Linked DNA regions of Homo sapiens: region 2 is linked to region 1. Evidence: chromatin contacts called from ENCODE Hi-C or POLR2A ChIA-PET data. All regions are on one chromosome and are shown on one strand. The core of a region is the stretch at or near the end of the contact, and the rest is flanking DNA. Distances in the headings are between cores, read along the strand shown.

The links. A loop is a pair of places that touch in the nucleus more often than their neighbours do. ChIA-PET counts read pairs that join two places held with the same protein, here RNA polymerase II (POLR2A). Pooled maps may share reads with other maps.
Region 2: a loop to region 1 is called in a pooled map, with 2.4 times the contacts of the local background. The contact joins two enhancer-like sites. A Hi-C loop is called at or near these places in 14 of 168 maps with a recorded cell type or tissue (CD4-positive, alpha-beta T cell, CD4-positive, alpha-beta memory T cell, CD8-positive, alpha-beta T cell and 9 more), 4 of 37 single-sample maps with no recorded cell type and 25 of 50 pooled maps. POLR2A ChIA-PET finds 5 or more read pairs at or near these places in 29 of 52 experiments (B cell, CD4-positive, alpha-beta T cell, CD4-positive, alpha-beta memory T cell and 20 more).

Annotation. Positions count from the first base shown.
Region 1 is chrX:107,735,343-107,742,843 of GRCh38, forward strand. The region is part of intron 1 of TSC22D3 (TSC22 domain family member 3); the gene reads right to left. Among named protein-coding and RNA genes, the nearest start is that of TSC22D3, 37 kb to the right of the region's middle. RefSeq lists an enhancer at 1,451-2,028. Within about 2 kb of position 6,234, at least 30 of the 41 ENCODE cell types and tissues checked have a DNase peak (open chromatin) inside an H3K27ac peak, as active enhancers do; they include B cell, gastrocnemius medialis and sigmoid colon, where a contact is called at or near this core.
Region 2 is chrX:107,696,609-107,703,698 of GRCh38, forward strand. No RefSeq gene overlaps it. Among named protein-coding and RNA genes, the nearest start is that of PRPS1, 72 kb to the left of the region's middle. RefSeq lists an enhancer at 3,892-4,393. Within about 2 kb of position 3,988, at least 11 of the 41 ENCODE cell types and tissues checked have a DNase peak (open chromatin) inside an H3K27ac peak, as active enhancers do; they include B cell, gastrocnemius medialis and sigmoid colon, where a contact is called at or near this core.

The DNA.
Region 1 (7,501 bases), core at 4,984-7,483:
CCTTGGTTTCCACACCTGTTCAGACGCTATTCTTGGTCCTGGGCAGGGATCAGTGATGTATAAAATGCAAGAGTATCAAAGACTTAGTGATGGGCCCTTGATCTCACTCTCCCCAGTGGAAGAAGGCCTGGCAATTTGAAAGCATTTCAGCTCCCCACCTTCTACTTGGAGATCATGAGTCTGCTGTAGCATTCACCACCACCCTCAGCATTTGATTCCAGGACCAAGTAAGACCTCCATGCCAGGCGACGGCTCCTCACTGGCATGCCCTCCAACCAAACCCTCTCTCACTGAACATGCGTTAATGTCCTTTCCAATCACCCCTCTGAGATGACCTTGCCTTGCTTTTTCCTTCCCCTTCTCCTTCTTCCCCTCAGCACCCGCCCCCCCAGCTGACTATTGCTCTCAGAATGCCATTCTTCTTCACTCCTGACATAAGTAGCTGACCCATACCAACGAGTTGGCTTCTTCCCTGAATGCACAATTCTCCCCTTTAGCTTACTTGGCATCCTCTGGCTTCTTTTTGTTGTGTTTTGTTTTTTTACATATTCAAAGAGATGAAAGGAACTCTGAAGATGAACTAGTTCAATTCCCTGCTTTTTTGGGGTGAGGAAACTGAAATTTGGGTAGAGCCAATGACTTGCCCAAGGTCACACAGACAGGTAGGGACAGAGCCAATACTCTAACCAGGCCTGTGTAATTCCAGAGCCTCTGCTCTTTTACTCTGCTCCCTTGCCCTTTAGGCCTTGGCTCGCCAGCCACCATCACCATCCCCTTCTCCAAGTGTACCTCTTTTCCATGACACACCTCTGAGCACTGATTCTGTTCTCTAATTGTTTGCTATGTGTGTATCTAGTTTTCCCAACAACAAAGCAGCCTGAGTGGTAAGGGGCTAACTCATTCCTCTCACTTGAATGAGGTACAGAGGAGGGAAGTGACCTGCCTAAGGTCACACAGCTCATTAGTGATAGAATTGGGAACAGGATCTTGGTCTCCAAGCCTCCACTTGGGGCCACTCCCACTACACCACAATGCAGCACACCTCTCTTTCTCTCCCCATTTTCCCCTTCTGTGCTGTCGTGGAATTTTACAATCTTGTCCCTTTCTCTCTTCTTTATATTCTTCTCCTCATTCCTAACGTCTGCATTTTTCTTAACAAGCCTGCTGGATTTTAGAACTGGAAGGGACCTCTACCTATCACTTAACAGACGAGAAAACTGAGACCAGGAGAGGGAAAACAGAGTGCCTGAAATCACACAGCTAATTAGTGGCACACCTGGGATGCAAGGCCAAGTCACCAGCTCCTAGTTCAGAGCTCTTCCAACCATCGTCTTTCGGTCTGTGCTCGATTTTTATGGCCGTTCTTGCTTGAAAAGCCCCCTTCCAGGCATGACCAGATCCAGCAAGATCTGAGAGTGCTTGGGCCCAGGGTCACACAATGTCCCTGGGGAAAAGTAGAAGGAGCTGAGAGGCCTGGAACCACCCACATCCTCTCACATCCCACCCCGGGAAGCCCAATTTGGCCTTGCTGAGGGCGGTGACTATCAAGTATGTGTTGAGATAAAGTCATAGCCTCTCCAATTCTCAGTTCATGGCCTAGAGAGTGGCGTCAAAGCCCAAATGGGCTGCAAAACGAGGTCAGTTAACTGTCCTCTCAATGGAAAAATCTTGGAAAATCAATAGCACTTATAACGTCAACAGACCCAGAGACCTTTCCTTTGTTTGTTTTTTCCTCCTGGGCCGGTCTCTCTCACCCACCCTGCTGTGAAGGCACAGACAACACAGGAATCCAGCAAGGGAAGTTGCAAAGGCCAGACCACGGCTCCCAGGGCCCCTGGACCAATGGGGGACAAGGGGCATGCTGAGGTATAAATGACTTGTGAAGATCCTGGCCAAGTCCCTCCTTATTCCCCCAGGCAATGTTATTCAGATTCAAGGCCCTCCCTGGCAACTGGCACCTGGTTGGAAATAACCAGGAGCTACTCAAAACTCCAGTAGAGATTCTGGAAGCTCAACCCTGTCCCAGCTTTGTCACACAGGGGTTTCGCTAAGTAAGAGAACAACCAGAAAGCCAATTAGACACCACCATGGGGTCTTCCTGCACTGGGAAGTGTCTGAGGCTCTCAGACTGGAGTGGATGTTGGCCCTTTTCCCAGACATCCTCCCCACTACACACCATGGGTATATTCTACCTTCCCTCCGTGCACAAAGAGGGTGGCTGCCTCCATGCTGCTTTTTTTCTTTTTTTTCAAACAGGCTTCTTCCTGCTCCCAAACTGGTCCTACTGCACAGCCTGTACTTTCTCCCATTAAATGAAGTCCTTCATATGAAAGTATTGTGAGTTGATTCCAACCTGGATTCATTTGACAAAAATTTATTGAGCCCCTACTTTGTGTCAGACACTGGTAGCTTTTCTCAACGTGTTTTGTGCTATCAAAGACCATTGCACCCCATGAGTTCCCATTGAGAAAACAGGGCCAGATCAATGGCAGATTTGTTGCTACCAGGCAGAGAAAGCTCAGCAAAGAGATGTGAATTTAGGTCCTGGGAATAAGTGTGTGCCATCGTGTGGGTCCCTGGACACTGGGATATTGATGCATGGGTGCCTGGGGTGGTGAGCTGAGAGATGCCCTTTCCATATGAACTCCTACGACCAGGAACAAACACTACATCCCAGATAAGTTGTCCTGGCTGGCTGCAAGGGGCAGAAGTGAGGACAATTCCAGGGCTTTCCATAGCTAAGAAACAACTGTGTCCTCTGGTCTTGGTCCTAGCAGCAGGGATCACTGCCTGTTGGCCTCCCAAGCAAGTCAAGGGACAGGCATTTTGGGAGAAGCAGCCCCGTCTTTTCTGATATGTCCCCTGGGCACCTGAGTTTGGTTCCCTTGCTGGTCAAGACACATCTAAAGCATTTAAAGGCAATTAGGTAGCTTTTCAGCGGAGAGTTTTCCTGGTTAAACACCCCATCCCTACCTCTTGAATGCATGAACAAAATTTTGCAGCTCATCTTCTCCTAGGCAAGGTCTTGGCCCTGTGCCTGCTCCCCCAACCCTGCCCTCTGGGTGATCTTGCTCAAGGACGCCAAGGGAGTTGGTGGTAGAGGCTGGGAGCACAGCCCAGGTTTCCTGGATCCTGGCCTGGCACTCTTGCCACCAGACCCCGCTGCCGCTCCCTCTCCTCTCTTGCCCTTTGTGCCCAGTCTGCACCTCCTGGAGGCACATGCCCCACACCCCACTAGTTTTCATGGGCGAGATGTTTCTATTCAACACCAGTTGGCAGTTCAGCCATATGGGGCATAGGGAGTCTGGCCTTCTGCTGCCCATGGGGCCAGACCTAGGTAAAGGGAGGGGGAGAACAGGCTACTCTGCTGGTCTGGGACCAGCAGAGCTGAGTCCTTAAGGCAGTAATTTTTACCAGGGGCTCTAAGTGTGGCCCATGAGCTTGGCTTCCCAGAGCTAGGGCCCGGTCACTGTGGGGTCCCCCCACCCCCACCCTTGTTGCCATGACACATGGTTCTACAAGTGCTGAGTGGCATTGTCAGAGCCGGATGCAAACGGCACGCAGCAGGGGCTAGCTGTGAGCCAGTTGGCCAGCTGACATTTCAGGGTCCAAAGAGCTTGTGTGTACCGGACAAGCTGTTTATTGTGGTCTTGGCACTGCCCGGCCCTTCAGACAGCAACAAATGCTCCCAAACTGGGAAAGGAGAGGAAATAAGGAATCAGTCGTAGCCAAAGAAGACCTGGACTCTCTTCCCTTACACCATTTGCTCCCTGCAGCTGACATGCTGCTGGTGCCAACCATCGGAAGTGCCCTTCCAAGGGAACTGGAGGGGGCAAGCCCCACAAACCTCCATTCGTGAAGACCTACATCACAAATCGTGGAAATGCCCACGTCAGCATCCTCCTGACTACCCAGAGCTCAGAAGCTGCTGCTGAGGGAAGGTGAAGCAATGGGTATATGGACTAGGAATGAGGAATCTTGATGTCACAAGGTTAACTGGCACTTCAATGCTGCAGGCTCCACACGCACACACGCACACACAGGCGCGTGCACACACACACATGCACCCTTTCAGGGAGATGGTCATAAATGGGCTGTGATAAAAATGGTCCTTTCCAGTCCTGGCCTGGTCCTTCCAGATATACTCAAGGTTGACCACACACACGCTGGGGAAACTGTGGCAAGGGCATGCGTGTTGGAGCATAGGTGAGGTTCACAGGTGAGAAAAAGAAGACCCCACATGAGGGAAGCCAGGAAGCCAGAGTCTGGAGAAGTTGTGTGGTAGGTGGAGCTTCCCAGAAGACATTTATTTAGCCCCATGCCCAAGGGCCAGTCTAGTCTGTCCCATGGCCTGAGGGGAAGCCCTATCTGGGAGGGACAAAATCAGGGATAATGGGTTCAGCTCTGCCTCAGGCTCTTGACTTCTGCACCTCATTCCACCCAGGTTTGTAACTGCCAGGGCTGGACACACATAATTACTGAAGTGTCTTCTTAGTGTCCCGCTTGGGGTCTTTGATCTGTCTATGGTTGATCACATAGTCAGTCCTATCAGCCCAGTGGTGTGTGATCGACACGATTGATCATCACACATACACTGGGCAATGGGAATGAATACCAGCAGCTAACAGTCATTGAGCACCTGCTTTGTGCAAAACGTGGCTCAAAGCACTTCATATACAGTATATATGTTATCTCAATCAACTTTCTCCAGACTCAGGAGGTCAATATTGTATGTATCACTTCCAGTTTGCAGAGGGGAAATCTGAGGCTCAGAGAGGCAAAGTAACTTACCCAAAGTCATACCGGGTAGAGAAAGTGGCTGACTAGGGATTCAAATTGAGGTCTGGCTGGCTCCAAAGCCTGAGCTCATTACGCTTCAGGGCCACTTGTGACTAAGCATATGAGCATGCCCATTTGTAGAAGAAGCCTCAGGGAAGGAAAGAACAGTAAGAGAGATCGTGCTGGGCATGGTGGCTCACGTCTGTAATCCCAGCACTTTGGGAGGCCGAGGCGGGCGGATCACGAGGTCAAGAGATCGAGACCATGATGGCCAACATGGTGAAACCCCGTCTCTACCAACAATACAAAAATTAGCTGGGCCTGGTGGCACACGCCTGTAGTCCCATCTGCTCGGGAGGCTGAGGCAGGAGAATCGCTTGAACCCGGGAGGCGGAGGTTGCAGTGAGCCAAGATCGTGCCACTGCACTCCAGCCTGGCGACAGAGCAAGACTCAGTCTAAAAAAAAAAAAGAGAGAGAGAAGATCCAAGAGCTTGGCTGAGGTTGAAGAACCATGACGGTGAAAGAGTGGGTGTACAACAGAGGGAGGATGGGCAGCAGAGTGCCCAGCAGATGCCAGAAGCTAAGATTATCTAAGTTTGTGGCCTTGTCCCTCTTGGTAACCCCCATAGCAACCAAAACTGGTGTCTGCCATTTCACTGGTACTCATTCAGCCAAACTCTGCTAAAGAATGAATAAGCTCAACATGGCAACCTTGGGAAATACACACAGACCAAGTTACTGCCTCCCACTTGGTAAGACCCAAGCTTTAAAGTGAGTTTCCCCAGAGTCCGGGTCACCAGACATTACTTAAGCCCCAAGCACATGACAGGCATTGGGAGTAGGGAGATGAACATCACAAGGATCCTGCCCTTGAGGTGTGGCCAGGCTGGCAGGGGAGATGTTAGGTTTGCCTAAGCCATCTCCAGGGGTCTACTGAGGTGTGGGCTATGGTTAGGGAAGAGAATGAAGCCCCTAGACCTCCTCAGGGATGAGGTTGTTGCCTTCAGCTCCCAGAACTCAGCACTGCCACTCACAGAACTAGGCAGCCCCACTGGCATCTTTCTCCCTGGGGTTGCTTCTACAAACGCAGCTCAGAGCTGCCTTTTGGGGCTATGCTGGCCACTTTAGCTGGCAAATTGGGAGCCTGAAATGAGTGAGGACTGGGAGAAGGGGCGAAGCCACCGTAGATCCCCCTTTCCCTTTCTTTCTTAGTGTGTGGCAGTGAAGCCCCCTCAACCACACCCCAGCAAGGGGAGAACAACTTTCCTCAGAGCTCTCCCCCACTCCCACATTGTCTCCTCCCACTCTGGGAAGCCCAAGGCTTAGAGAAATGAATCCAAGTCATTAACTAATTAATGAATATGGATGGCAAAGTTGCTGAGGTTGCTGGAAAACACCCTGTTGCCGCCAACACACACAGCGCAGCCAGGCACCCGCCTCCCACCATGGGCGAAAGGAGGCTAAGGAGAAACTATTGGACTGTATCTTCCTAAGGCTCTAGCTGCAGCAGAAGCGCCCACAACGCAGCAGCCCCTTGCTCAGTGCCTGGAGACCAACTCATGGGTAACACATCCCTTTGCAAGAACGGCCTCCTCCAATCCAGCTGGGGCAGCAATCTGCTCACTTGCTCAGCATCAAGGGTACTCTCTGTGGTCCAAGGAATTCTGTCTGTAGGGCTAGCCCAGTGCAAAGTGCAAGGCTGCAGGAGATGGATGGATGGAGATAGGAAAAGGGGAGAGAAAAGGAGAAGGAGAGACTGAGAGGCACACACAGCTGGCAAGAGCCCATCTCCAGCTGTTGGGCGGGCTGTTTCCTTTGATAAAGCACTTGGCAGTACTCCCAGTTCTGTAGTTTCTGGCCTGCGAAAGCACACCCGGAGCACGAGCCTGCCTGTGGGAGGACTTCAGCCTTGCTTTGTTTTCTTTCTTTCCTTTTTTTAAGCTTTAGAAAAGGCCCCTCCCCTCCCAAGGAACCTTGTCCCTCCCCCAACACCTCGGCAAAGTGAAGTTGCACCAGCAGGTGATGTGGGCTGGGCTTCCGGGTGCCTTCACAGAAAGTCAGTGCCACAGAGCCATGTTAAAGGGCTTGGGACGGGTGTGCAGTTAAGTCTCAGCATATACTTTCAGGCACATGTATTTGAGAGAGAGAGAGAGAGAGAAAGAGAGAGAGAGAGAGAGAGAGAGAGAGAGAGAGAGAGTGTGTGTGCGCGCGCGCGCGGTGTTTAGGAAGGGGGGAGGGAGCGGGGGAGGGAGGGAGAGAGAGAGAAAGAGAGAGAGGGAGAGAGACTGAGTTGTGTGTGTCTGAGAGGCTCTGCTTGTTTGTTGTGGTTGATGCTGCCTTCTGTGTGGCACATCACCACTGTTCTCCCCGCCGAGGCTCCTTTCAGCTCACTAATGCTTCCCTGGAAGGCCTGGGAAATAGAGGGAGTCCCCATGTCACAAGATCACACAGAACAACAAGCCTCTCTGCCCGCTGGTCTTCTGGCTTTGTGGAAGTCCGTCTCTCCCCCTTCACCCTCCTTCATAAAAGGAGCAAGGGGACTTGAAGGCATCCAAGGTCCCTTGCAGGGACCAGAGCCTGTAATATGGCAAGTCTGCCTGCCCCCTCCCTGCATTTACAGTCCAATGACCCAACGGCCCCAGACCCCAGACAGTTTAACCAGCCCACGCACGTCCTCCCTGCGAGTTTCCCAGATTCCTGAGGGGAACCTGATCCCGCCCT
Region 2 (7,090 bases), core at 2,738-5,237, 41 kb before region 1:
GGTAGTCGCATTACATGTATGTTATATTTTTTGTAGTTATTCCACAGTTCTTGCATATTCTGTTCTCTTTTTTTGTTTTCAGTCTTTTTCTCTGCTTTTCAGATTTGGAAGTTAGTTTCTTTCTTCCTTCCTTCCTTCCTTCCTTCCTTCCTTCCTTCCTTCCTTCCTTCCTTCCTTCTTTTCTTTCTTTCTTTTCTTTCCTTTCTTTCCTTCTTTCTTTCTTTCTTCTCTTTTTTTTATGAGATGGAGTTTCGCTCTTGTTGCCCAGGTTGGAGTGCAATGGTGCGATCTCAGCTCACCACAACCTCCTCCTCCCAAGTTCAAGCGATTCTCCTGCCTCAGCCTCCCGAGTTAGCTGGGATTACAGGCATGCACCACCACGCCTGGCCAACTTTGTATTTTTAGTAGAGACGGGGTTTCACCATGTTGGTCAGGCTGGTCTCTAACTCCCGACCTCAGGTGATCCACCTGCCTCGGCCTCCCAAAGTGCTAGGATTACAGCGTTGAGCCACCTGGTGCCTGGCCCAGATTTGGACATTTCTAATGACAATCTTCAACTTCAGGGATTCTTCCTCGGTTGATCTAGTGCACTGGTTCATGCCTATAATCTCAGCACTTTGGGAGGCTGAGATGGGTGGATCACTTGAGGCCAGGAGTTTGAGACCAGCCTGGGCAACATAGCAAGACCCCATCTCTACAAAAAATATATATATATAAAATAGCTGGGCATGCTGGTGTGTGCCTGTGGTCCCAGGTACTCCCGGGAGGTCCAGGCTGCAGTGAACCATAATCAAATCACTGCACTCCATCCTGGGTGACAGAGTGAGACCCTGTCTAAAAAAAAAGAGATTTTTCCTCAGCCATGTCTAGTCTACTAATGAGCCAATCAAAGGCATTCTTTATTTCTGTTACTGTGTTTTTGATTTTTAGCATTTTTTAATTCTTTCTTAGAATTTTCATCTCTCTGCTTATGTTATCCATCTTTTTAAAAAATTTTTCTTTTTTCTTTTTTTCCTTACCAGCAGCTAAACCAATATCCATCTATCTTTGCATGTTGTCTCCTTTTTCCATTAAATCCTTTAGCATATTGGTCATAGTTTTTAAACATCCCTAGTCTGGTAATTCCAACATCCCTGCCATATCAGACTCTTTTTTGTTGTTGTTGTTTGTTTGTTTGTTTGTTTTTGTTTTTGATACAAAGTCTCACTCTGTCACCCAGGCTGGAGTGCAGTGGTGCGATCTCGGCTCACTGCAACCTTCGCCTCCCGGGTTCAAGTGATTCTTCTGCCTCAGCCTCCTGAGTAGCTGGGATTATAGGCCCGTGCCACCACACCTGGCTAATTTTTGTACTTTTTAGTAGAGACGAGATTCACCATGTTGACCAGGCTGGTCTCGAACTCCTGACCTCAAATGATCCACCCACTTTGACCTATGAAAGTGCTGGGATTACAGGCGTGAGCCACCGCACCCAGCCCAGACTCCCAGACTCTAGTTGTTATGCTTGTTCAATCTCTTCAAACTACATATTTTTTGTCTTTAAGTATAGCTTGTAATTTTTTTTTTTTTTTTTTGAGACAGTCTCGCTCTGTTGCCCAGGTTGGAGTGCAGTGGCCACAATCTCAGCTCATTGCAACCTCTGCCTCCCAGGTTCAAACGATTCTCCTGCCTCAGCCTCCCGAGCAGCTGGGATTACAGGTACTCACCAGCATGCTCAGCAAATTTTTGTATTTTTAGTAGAGACAGGGTTTTGCCATCTTGGCCAGGCTGGTCTCAAGCTCCTGACCTCAAGTGATCTGCCCACCTCGGCCTCCCAAAGTGTTGGGATTACAGGCGTGAGCCACTGCACCCAGCCATAATTTTTTGTTGATGAGTGGAAATGATGTACTGGGTAAAAGGAACTGCTGTAGATATTTAGGTTGGTGCAAAAGTAATTGCGGTTTTGACCATTACTTTTAATGGGAAAAAAAACACAATTACTTTTGCACCAGTTTAATAGGTCTCTAGTGATGTGGTGGTAAGGTGTGTGGGGAGGGGAAGTGCTCTCTAGTCCTATGATTAGTTCTTAGTCTTTTAGTTAGCCTGTGCTCCTAGGCAGTGAACTTCACCAATGCTTCTCAATCTCTATCCTCCTTAGGTGGGACAAGATGGCTAGAGAGGGCTGAATTTGTGTATTCCCTTTCCTAACATGGAAGGCTAGAGGAAGCTGCAGTTAGAGATTTCCTTCCCCTGGGTTGGTTAGGCTCTGAGAAAACCCCAACTTAGGCATAGTTTTTCCTAAGAGCAGGCTTTTTTTTTTTTTTTTTTTTTTCAGACAGTCTTACTCTGTTGCCCAGCATGGAGTGCAGTGGCACCATCATGGCTCACTGCAGCCTTGACCTCCTGTGCTCAAGTGATCCTCCCATTTCTCAGCCTCCTGTGTAGCTGGGACTACAGGTGCACATCACCACATCTGGCTAATTTTTATTTATGTATTTATTTATTTATTTGTATTTTTTGCAGAGATGAGGTTTCGCCATGTTGCCCGGGCTGGTCTCGAACTCCTGAGCTCAAACTATCTACCTGCCTTGGCCCCCCAAAGTGCTGGGGCTACAGGCGTGAGCCACTGTGCCCAGCCTGGGCAGGCCTTTTTAAGAACAGAATGCTCTGGCATATTTCAGAATAGTACCCTTTCCCCTCCCTCTGCAGGTAGCATGATATTTCTACCTGATACTCACTGTAAGGACATGTAGAGCTTATGGAAGTAAAACTCACAAAAGTGTGGCACCTCCCTTCTCCCCACCATAACTGGTTACCCCTGGAGTTTTTAACTCTCAGGCTTGTTCACACTGAGCCTCCAGGAATTTGTCAATTAAAATTCAAATTTTCTCCCTGGCACTGGTTCCCACAGAGATTTCTGTTCTTGAAAGTTGTGATTCTCTATATCAGCTTTTCTCTCTAATTTTTGAGGTAGCAGTTCGCCCTGTGATTCCACTTCTCTGACAGATCTAAGAAGAGTTGTTAATCTTTCAGTTTGTTCAGCTTTTTACTTGTTGTTGGGATGGAGTGGCAACTGCTAACCTCCTTACATGCTGGGCCTGAAACCAGAAGTCTCTCTGTTTTTGGTTTTGTTTTGTTTTGTTTATTCACTTTGTCTCCCTAACTATACTATAAACTCTGCAGGAAGAGGAACCTTGTTTGTCTTATTCATCCTATAAACTCAGTGTCTAGTGCTGTGCCTGGCACATGGTAGGTGCTTAATATATGTTCAGAGAAAAGAGGAAGATACTGAGAGTCAGAAGACCTGGACTGTGATCTCACGCGAGTTCCTTCCTCTCTCCCAGCCTCAGTTTCCTTACTATCTGATGTTATTCTTGTTTGTTTCTCTATTGTCTGTCTGCCTCCCTCCACTAGAATGTAACCTCCATGAGATTGGGAACCTCATCTGTCAAAGACCCTGCCATATAATAGGTTCTCTATAAATATTTGTTGAATGAACAAATGAATGACTGAATGACTTAATCTACAAAAGGAAGGGATTGACTTTGATAATTTGATGGCAGGGATTTCTGGTAACTTTCCCCTTCCCTACTCAAATGGGTTACCTGTCTGGGCTAGTTTTAAGTACTCCTAAGAGAGATTAATGCCTTTCTGGGAGAGGAACTCAAATAGATTACATGGATTAGAATGATCGGAAGTATATGGAAAATCAACTTGTCAAACTTTGGAACTCAGCAGCTTTTCTTCGTGTTATCCAGGAGAGCACAGGCTGTGCTCCAACATGTGTGTGTGACAACAATTTGAATCTCAGTGTTCAGCCCTTTGAAACCACATAGACTTATGTAATGTGACCCAATTCCTTGGTTTTGCAAAGAAGGGGGGTGTACAACTGGGAGAAGAGAATGCAGTTATTTACCAGTTTCTTCCTAAGAGCAAAAAACAGAATGTTCAGCATTTGTGGGAGGGGCAAGAGTTGTGTTCTGCCTGAGTAATTCTTGCTCACTGGATGGGCAGGATCAGGTGACAAACGTCCATATCTCTGCCTGGCACCAGCATGAGCCCTGCCCAGAGGCAGGAAAAAAATGTTTTAAGTCCTAGTTTCCCCAGCGGTTTGTAACAATGCCCTGGTGTCCCATTTCACAGGCTCAACGGGGGAGATTGAAGGTAATCAAGCTATAGGACCTTCAAAAACAACTCGAAGTAGAAGAGTTCAATTGGTAGCCCCCAAGACCAAAGGAGTTCTAAAGGGCCCCTTGCCTTTTGCTAAAGGCAAACAACAACAACAGCAACAACAACAACAACAACAAAACATATGCTTTGACCTTCTTCAGAGCAGACACTGCCAAGATGATATTGATGCCTTTGGAGGGAGAAGGAGAAAGAACTTATGGGGAATGATTTGGCCCTCAGTGATACTCAGCTGTCTATGTCATTCTCTATAAGGTTAGCAACTGCTCTTCAGCAAGGTTGAAGACTGTTGAAATGGATCCTGTAATCCTACATTTGAGGAAATGGGTGTTACTGAATAATTTTTACCCACAAAAAAAATCTTTTAGCTTTGCAAAAAGCTACATTCCCATAAAAAATAATTCCCTCAAATTAACATCTTCTCAACACAGCCTGTCTGTCCTGAATGTGAGACTGCAGGGTGGAAGAAAGTGTGATTGGTGGGAAGTGGTTTACCTCCCACCCAGTTCCAGTCCCACCCGCCCTCTCCCAGTTCCAAGATTTGAAGATTCTGTGCTGATGTTCCTTTTATAGCCATTAAAAACTAAGAGGATCTTTTCTAGAATTTTGACTTTGGATATCAGGGCCGCAGATTTTGACCTGAGGCTGCCTATTTTAAGGATCACTATCCCCTTTGCCTCCATAAAGACATTTAAGAGCATAGTCTGGGCTCCCAGTTTCTGCAATTTCTTTAGTAAGAGGCCTCTCGGGTCATTTCCTGAGATCCCCCTTGCCTGGGCCATTCTGGCAAAACAGCTCTGCAGCAGCAGGGACACTCCCCCAACCCTCAGGGATGTGCTCTTTTCACTGTGTTCCCAAAGCATATGGCCACACCTGTCAGCCAGCTCTGACCTGCTTGAGTAGGCATAACCCTCTGTGTAGAAGTCAGTGGTCACAGAGCCTGAGAAGCTCTTTCCTGTGCTCTCTTCCTCATTTCTTCTTCTCCCTCCTTTTCATCTCTCAATATATCCAAACACCTGAAGAAGAAACTGCTGGTTGCCTACTCCAATGTCTGTTCTTCACTTCCTTAATAACAGAAACTTGAATCTGTTTGGGGCTAGCAATGTACTCAGTTCAAGAAAGCCCTTCTTTTAGTTAGGAGTGGGCAGACTAGATTCTGGCTAATGAGCTATAAGCAGAAGTGTTGTGCAGTATGTCTGGGAAGCTTTCTTAAAAGGGAGGAGCCATCTTTCTTCCCCTTCCTCCTTTCTGTGGCCTAGATTGTGGATACAATGACTGGAGCTTGAGCAGCCATCTCAGACAATGAGGCAATATGCTAAATACAGTAGGCAGCAACTAGGAAGAAGTTTGGGTCTGTGGTGACTTTATAGAGCTGCCCTATCAACCCTGGACTGTGTACCTTCAGACTTCTCTGATGGGAGAGATGAATAAACTATCTTTTTAAAGCAACTGTTATTATTTTTGCTGTTATTACAGCCAGGGCTAATCCTAACTCATACTATACCACCCCCACCCCGAGAATGAGACTATGGCTTGACAAACAGATCCAGATAATGGTCTAGGGTTTTATGGGTTAAAATATGGATATAGGGAAAAGTAAGCATTTGGAATGTCTTACGTATGGAGTGGGGGATCCCTAGTCAAGAGGCACAGGAATACTAGTAGACTGTAGGCAATTTCCCTTCATAGTACAATTTCCCTTCATAGTAAGCCCCATGAAGACCAGTACATGTCTCTCAGATTTACCACAGTATCCCCAGTGCTTAGCCTGGTGCCTGGCACATAGGATAGGTTAAATTAAAAATTATTAACAGAGGCTGAGTGTGGTGGCTCACACCTGTAATCCCAGCACTTTGGGAGGCCGAGGCAGGCAGATCACTTGAGGTCAGGAGTTTGAGACCAGTCTGGCCAACATGGTGAAACCCTGTCTCTACTAAAAATAGAAAAATTAGCCCAGCATGGTGGTGCACACCTGTAATCCCAGCTACTCGGGAGGCTGAGACACGAGAATCACTTGAACCCAGGAGGCCGAGGTTGCAGTGAGCCAAGACCGCACCACTGCACTCCAGCCTGGGTGACAGAACGAGACTCTGTCTAATTGACAGAATAAACAGTTCAATGTTTTCATAATGGAAATAATCAACAGGCCACCAGTTTACTTAGGTGATATGAAAGAATTTGGGAAAGCTTTCCCACCCCACTGTCCCTACCCAAAAATGTCTTCCCCAATCCATGACTACTATAGCATGTGAACCTCCCAGAAATTTTTCTTTTTCTTCCTTCTTTCCCTCCTTCCTTCCTTCCTTCTTTCGTGTTTTTTTTTTTTTTTTTTTTTTGAGACGGAGTCTTGCTCTATCACCCAGGCTGGAGCGCAGTGGCACGATCTTGGCTCACTGCAACCTCCACCTTCCAGGATCAAGCAATTCTCCTGCCTCAGCCTCCCAATTAGCTGGGATTACAGGCGCGTGCCACCACGCCAGGCTAATTTTTTGTATTTTTAATAGAGACAGGGTTTCGCCATGTTAGTCAAGACGGTCTCGATCTCCTGACCTCGTGATTCGCCTGCCTTGGCCTCCTAAAGTGCTGGGATCACATGCATGAGCCACCGCACCCGGCCTATTTCTTTATTTCTTTTTTTTTTTTTTTTTTTGAGACGAAGTCTCACTCTGTCGCCCAAGCTGGAGTACAGTGGCACGATCTCAGCTCACTGCAAGCTCCACCTCCTGGGTTTAAGCGATTCTTCTGCTCCAGCCTCCTGAGTAGCTGAGATTACAGGCGCCTGCCACCACGCCCGGCTAATTTTTGTATTTTTAGTAGAGATTGGGTTTCACCATCTTGGCCAGGCTGGTCTTGAACTCCTGATCTCGTGATCCACCTGCCCCGGCCTCCAAAAGTGCTGGGATTACAAGTGTGAGCCACTGCGCCT